Linked DNA regions of Homo sapiens: region 1 is linked to region 2. Evidence: read pairs that join two places in POLR2A ChIA-PET (ENCODE). Cell type or tissue: Caco-2. All regions are shown on one strand. Each heading gives the region's core, and the rest is flanking DNA. Links, peaks and the distances in the headings are about the cores only.

Region 1 (2,922 bases), core at 191-2,690, 56 kb before region 2:
TCTTTAGTTTGAATGCAGGTTTTTTCCTACTAAAAGGGAGCACTCTCAGTTGGGAAGATTGAATAGAATGATGGTAGTTTTTAAAAAAATGTAACATTCAAAAACATAGCACTTTAACATTCGAAGATTACCTTTATTGTTGCTAAGAAATTGGAGAAATTAGTTTTAGACCTTTGTCCTTGAGTATTTTTTGTTATGATAAAGCAAAACTTTTCTCATTAAATATGATCTATTTGTATAATTTATATATTAACCTAGCCTTTGGAAATTTACACTTGATATTCTCTGAAGTCTTGGTAAAATTGAATAGCATCAGCTGCTATCTCCTTATGTTATCCTGACAAAGAGCAGCAAGTACCAATTACAATTTTGAATAAGATATTTATACCATAAGCTTATTGGCTAGTGGGTCGCAGGAGGGTGGAAAAATAGTTAAAATGTACTATTTGGGAGTACTTTGAAATGTGTCCTTTCCTTTTGCTGCTGTGGTTTGAAGTTATATATATGAAATTAGTTTTTAAATTAATGTAGGCCGTACAGATATTGATACAGTAAAATAAAACCTACTTTAAGATTTAGAGTATTTGTATGTGTGTATTGTTTATATGTATTGTATCGGTGATGTGTTTGGGGTTCTTTGGAATTTTAAAACATTAATCACTTTACTTCCTGTGTTAATTAGAGATCCTTGGATTAGAAAGATTCTCTTTTCCCCCATTAGCTATACTTTCAAATATTTTGCATGCCTTATTAATGATCCAGCAACGTTTTTTTTTAGCACAAAGATAAGTTACATTTTAACCTTACATAATAACATGTCTAAAAAATTATACAAAATCAATTTTTGGAGCTATGAAAGTATTAAGGAATTTCAGCATACTATTTTACTTTGAATGCTTTTTTACTAACATAAATAAATGAAGCTTCCTAAGATCGTGTAATTCAGTTGATTTCATAATGCTGATATTTCTGTAACAATCAGGTTTACAGCACCAGATTAGCTACATGGTGCTTATAGTATCATTTTAGTTAAAATAGAATTTGCTAACCAAAATAAAGAAATTGCAATATGTATTAGTATATGTCCTCTCCTTCTAGAAGCAGGTTAAAGTGCTACTCTATAATTCTATTCTTTTTTTTTTTTTTTTTTTTTTGAGATAGAGTCTCGCTTTGGCACCCAGGCGGGAGTGCAGTGTCGTAATCTCGGCTCACTGCAACCTCCACCTCCTGGATTCAAGCGATTCTCCTGCCTCCGCCTCCCAGGTAGCTGGAACTACAGGCGCATGCCACCACACCCAGCTAATTTTTGTATTTTTAGTACAGATGGGATTTCACTATGTTGGCCAGGCTGGTCTTGAACTCCTGACCTCAGGTGATCTGCCCTCCTCAGCCTCCCAAAGTGCTGGGATTACAGACGTGAGCCACCGCACCTGGCCTATAATTCTGTTCTTGAGGATAAAAGTAGAAAGGACTTTTTTGAAACTTCAGTTAGCAATACATTAGAATATTTGATTGAAAATCAGAATTACATGAATCTGATTTTCAGCAGGCAGCAGAAGCTTCCGGCTTGTAGCCAAAAAGAAAGTCTGGAAAGCTAGATGGGAGTGTCTTGGAGAGGAGGGATGGTACTGGAGAGGGGTCTGTCCATGAACCGTAGGAACTCTGGTGGTTGACATGTGTGTCTATACCAGGTAAGAGGAAAAAGCAGACGGCAGAGTGAGACAGAGTCCGTGGCTTTGTCATCTTCAGAGAAGGTGGTAGTAGCGATTTGTGGACTTAATTATTTTCTACACTATTGTCTTTCCATGAATCACTTCAGTATGTAGCAAGATAGGGCTTCCAAAGCAACAGACTTGTGGTGGTCTTCTCGAACTCAGTGCTGTACATAGTTCTTTGACTGTACCTGATAGAATGTTTTTGGTTTTGTTTTTTGTTTTGAGATGGGGTCTTGCTTTATCACCCAGGCTGGAGAGCAGTGGTGCGATCTCAGCTCACTGCAACCTCCACCTCCCAGGCTCATGCCATCCTTCCGCCTCAGCCTCCTGAGTAACTGGGACCACAGGCACACGCCACCTCGCCTGACTAATTTTTTGTATTTTTAGTTGTGACCAAGTTTCACCATGTTACCCAGATTGGTCTCAAATTCCTGAACTCAGGTGATCCGCTGCCTCGGCCTCCTAAAGTACTGGGATTACAGGTGTGAGCCACTGCGCCCGGCCTATTATTTTATTTTTATTTCTTGACTTCTTTATTTCTGCTCATTTTATAAAGGAAGAGTTATAGAATTTTTAAAACCAGATCTCTTTGGATTGTAATATTTAGATTAGATTTGATGAATAACTTCCTGACAGTGTTTAAACTAGCATGAATTTACCTCAGTGTACAATCTCTAACATGTTTTCCAATGCCAACATTTTATGAAATATATATAAAAATGTGGAATGCTTCATGAATTTGCTTGTTATCTTGTGCAGGGACCATGCTAATCTTTTCTGTATCATTCCAGTTTTAGTATATGTGCTGTCAAAGTGAGCACGCCAGCATTCTTTAAGTTTCTCTAAAATGAAGTGGAATCTCCCTAGAAGAGTAATAAAAGAAGGTAGATTGCTCGGTCAACAAATGATTATTTATTTAGGGGGAAGGGAAGGGGGATCTCCTATGTCTGCCATGCTTATAAGATAGTACTGCTTAAAGCAAGGGGTATAGATAGCTTTTTATTTGAGAGGAGGGAATGTTTAACTATGTTCACATTTAAAATGTCCAAATGGTAGAGAAGAGTATTTTTCCCTTGTAAGGAAACAATAGAAGAATATTTAAAACAGCTTTTCCTTGGATATTCTTTCTGAAAATTTCCATGCATATGTTAGGTTAAACCATACAAACTTGCCATTTTTTTAGGTGAACAGTTGTTAATTAAGTATT
Region 2 (2,922 bases), core at 233-2,732:
CTCCAAGTACAATCCAAGTATGCTAGGTTAGACTGGAGGTTGCAGTTGCTTCAGGCAAGATTCATACCCTGAACTGCACCAGGCAAGCAGCTTCCCAGGCCAGCAGCCCGTACAGTGACACCGGGCCCCCCATCAGCACCCTGCACTTGGTTTAATGCTCTCATGTTGCCGCTGTGACATTCTGAACACTTTTTGAACAAGGGGACCTTCGCTTTCATTTTGCTCTAGACCCCATGAATGGCGTAGCTGGTCCTGCTCTGCTGGTTCCCTGTTCCCTGCAGAATGAAATCCAGATGCCCTCCACGTCCATCCCCACTGCTGGGGGAACCCCTCTAGGCAGACAACATGGCCCAGCCGTCGTCACCCTGAGGTCTGGCACGGTGCCTGGTAGGACTCAGCCAGTATCTGAGGACTAAAGGAAATTTTGTAAAACACCATAAAAAGGCTTGTTCTGTATCCAGATAAAATGGAAGCTCTTTCTATCCTCTCAAAATATCCCTTTTTCAAACCAAACTCAATTTCCTAGCTAAAAGCCATTATCAAACACCAGGCTCACCTCTTGGTTGTACACGCGGGTGTTTATTAAGGCCACCCATAAACTTAAAACACCTTCTTTCAAATCTGACTTCTTTCATTTCTTTTTGTGTTATTCTTGTAGTGGAGCTTCAGTTTTTGTTAAAGGAAGTCTGTCTCTAATGTACTGTTTCAGCACAAGTTTCTTTTAATTGACTAACTGAACACCCCAGGGTAAGTGGCTGTCCCAGCCTAAGGAGGATGGGCTGTAGGCTCTTGAATTGTCCTGGTCTCAGGGCAACTTTTCCAGCAAGAGCAAACACAGGGCCTACGGCCTACAAAAATGTTTTAACTTAAAATTCTTTTGAAATCAGAAGAAGTGATAAATTTGATTCATATATATAATATGTAACATGTAAACCCAGCCTGGATTATATTTGTCTCCTGCTCTGCTGTGAATGTCCCCACCGAAACTCATGTTGAAACTTAATCCCCAATGTGGCAGGATTGAGGGGTGGAGCCTTTAAGGGGTGAGTGGGTCACAAGGGCTCTGCCCTCATGAGTGGATTAATCCATTCAAGGATTAATGGGTTAATGGATTATCACGGGAGTGGGACTGGTGACCTTATAAGAAGAGGAAGAGAGACCTGAGCTAGCATGTTAGCCCGCTCAGCCCCCTCGTGGCGTGATGTCCTGCAGCAACTCTGCAGCATCCCCACTAGCAAGAGGGCCTTCACCAGATGTGGTTCCTCAACCTGGCACTTCTCAGTCTCCGTAACTGAAAGAAATAAATTCCTTTTCTTTATAAATGACCCAGTTTCAGGTATGCTGATATAAGCAACAGAAAACAAACTAAGACATCTTCATATCAATGCAATTGCAAAATATATTTGTAATGTTTTTTGGAAGAAAGGTCTTATGAAGGCAAAGATGCCTCGGGGCCCCAGAAGTCACCATGCAGCTCTGCGTGGTCAGCATTACCTATGTTACTGGACCCCTCACAGCTTCTGCCCTCCGGCTCTATCCACAGCAAGAAGGTAAGCCAGTTATTTTGTTTGTTTGTTTGTTTGTTTGAGATAGAGTTTCACTCTTGTTGTCCAGGCTGGAGTGCAATGGCATGATCTTGGCTCACTGCAACCTCGGCCTCCCGGGTTCAAGTGATTCTCCTACCTCAGCCTCTCGAGTAGCTGGGATTACAGGTGCCCACCACCATGGCTGGCTAATTTTTGTATTTTTTTAGTAGAGACGGGGTTTCACCATGTTGGCCAGGCTGGTCTCAAACTCCTGACCTCAGGTGATCTGCCCACCTCAGCCTCCCAAAGTGCTGGGATTAAAGGCATCAGCAACTGCATCTGGTGGTGAGCCAGTTTTGAAGGTTTGGTGACAGTGGGTGGGAAAAGTGCTCTGTGATTTCCCATCCCCCAGAGCAGCCTCGCGAGAGAACACCACGTTATGATAGTGGCTTCAGGGACACAGGGCTGCTCTGACTGCCAATCCCATGAGGTCGGAGGGCCTTCAGAAAAGCCTGAGGTGGTCAGGTCAGCGCTCAGCCCAGCCTGGGTGCCATTTCCTTTGGGTTTACACATTGGAGCTGCCCCAGCCCTCCAGGTGAGGCACAGAGTGGGGTGCATACGCCCCTTCCATGGGACAAATGCCCTCTCATAGCCTGGGGACCCAGGCAGCTCTCAGGAGGAGTCTTTGCTGGCTTGGATTCCTATCAGACAAGCTTAGTTTGTGCATTTTTTGTTTAGGAAAATTCCTTTTAACCTCTGGATTTGTGACGTCCTGAGAAGTGTGTATTAAACAGAAAAGGTTCTCTGTGCCTCATGAATACATTAATTAGCGCCTCTGTATCCTAGGGCAGCAGGTGCCTTGGGACAGATGTCATTAAACAGCTCTGAGGTCAAGCGCATGGAGCAGATGGTGCACTGGGCACAGGGAGGCAGCCCCGTGTCCCTGCAGGGGCCCTGGACAAGCACCTAGGCCATGGGTCAAGGTCTCCGCTCCAGCTCTTCTAGCTGTGGGTACAGGACCCTTTCCAAGTACTGTCTGGAGGCCAGGTTCTGGGCAACAGATCTTCGTGTACTTTTCATTTTGACCCTCGCCACAATCCTCTGAGAAGGCAGATGAGGAAACTGATCTTTCGAGAGGTTGCAGAGACGTGTGCCAAATCGTTCAATGGGTGACCCTCAAGTGGCCTGGTGGCTTCCTGCTTGCTGTCTCCATGTCCTGGGCAGCTGGCATTCCCAGCACCTCCTGAAACAGCCCACATCTATGCTCAGACTGCCCTGTGCTCTTGCGCCATTTGTCCCTCCCCCTAAAGACTCCCTTTATGCCCAATACAAAGGAAGAACAAGGGGGACAGGACCCCTCTCCTCCAGCACAAGCATAGCACAGCCCGCTGTGCAG

Evidence for each region. Peaks named below come from ENCODE experiments on the same cell type or tissue, not always from the same donor. Only the 100,000 strongest peaks of a DNase experiment are listed, where the experiment ranks them.
Region 1: POLR2A ChIA-PET joins it to region 2 with 15 read pairs; 2 of 35 experiments call an interaction of 5 or more read pairs at or near these places.

What each region holds. Positions count from the first base shown.
Region 1 is chr18:26,363,871-26,366,792 of GRCh38, forward strand. All of the region lies in intron 14 of TAF4B (TATA-box binding protein associated factor 4b), which reads left to right. It also overlaps the pseudogene RNU6-1289P. Among named protein-coding and RNA genes, the nearest start is that of LINC01543, 58 kb to the right of the region's middle. In Caco-2, for the core only: no CTCF peak of the experiment used is centred there; no DNase peak of the experiment used is centred there.
Region 2 is chr18:26,419,652-26,422,573 of GRCh38, forward strand. No RefSeq gene overlaps it. Among named protein-coding and RNA genes, the nearest start is that of LINC01543, 1.9 kb to the right of the region's middle. In Caco-2, for the core only: no CTCF peak of the experiment used is centred there; no DNase peak of the experiment used is centred there.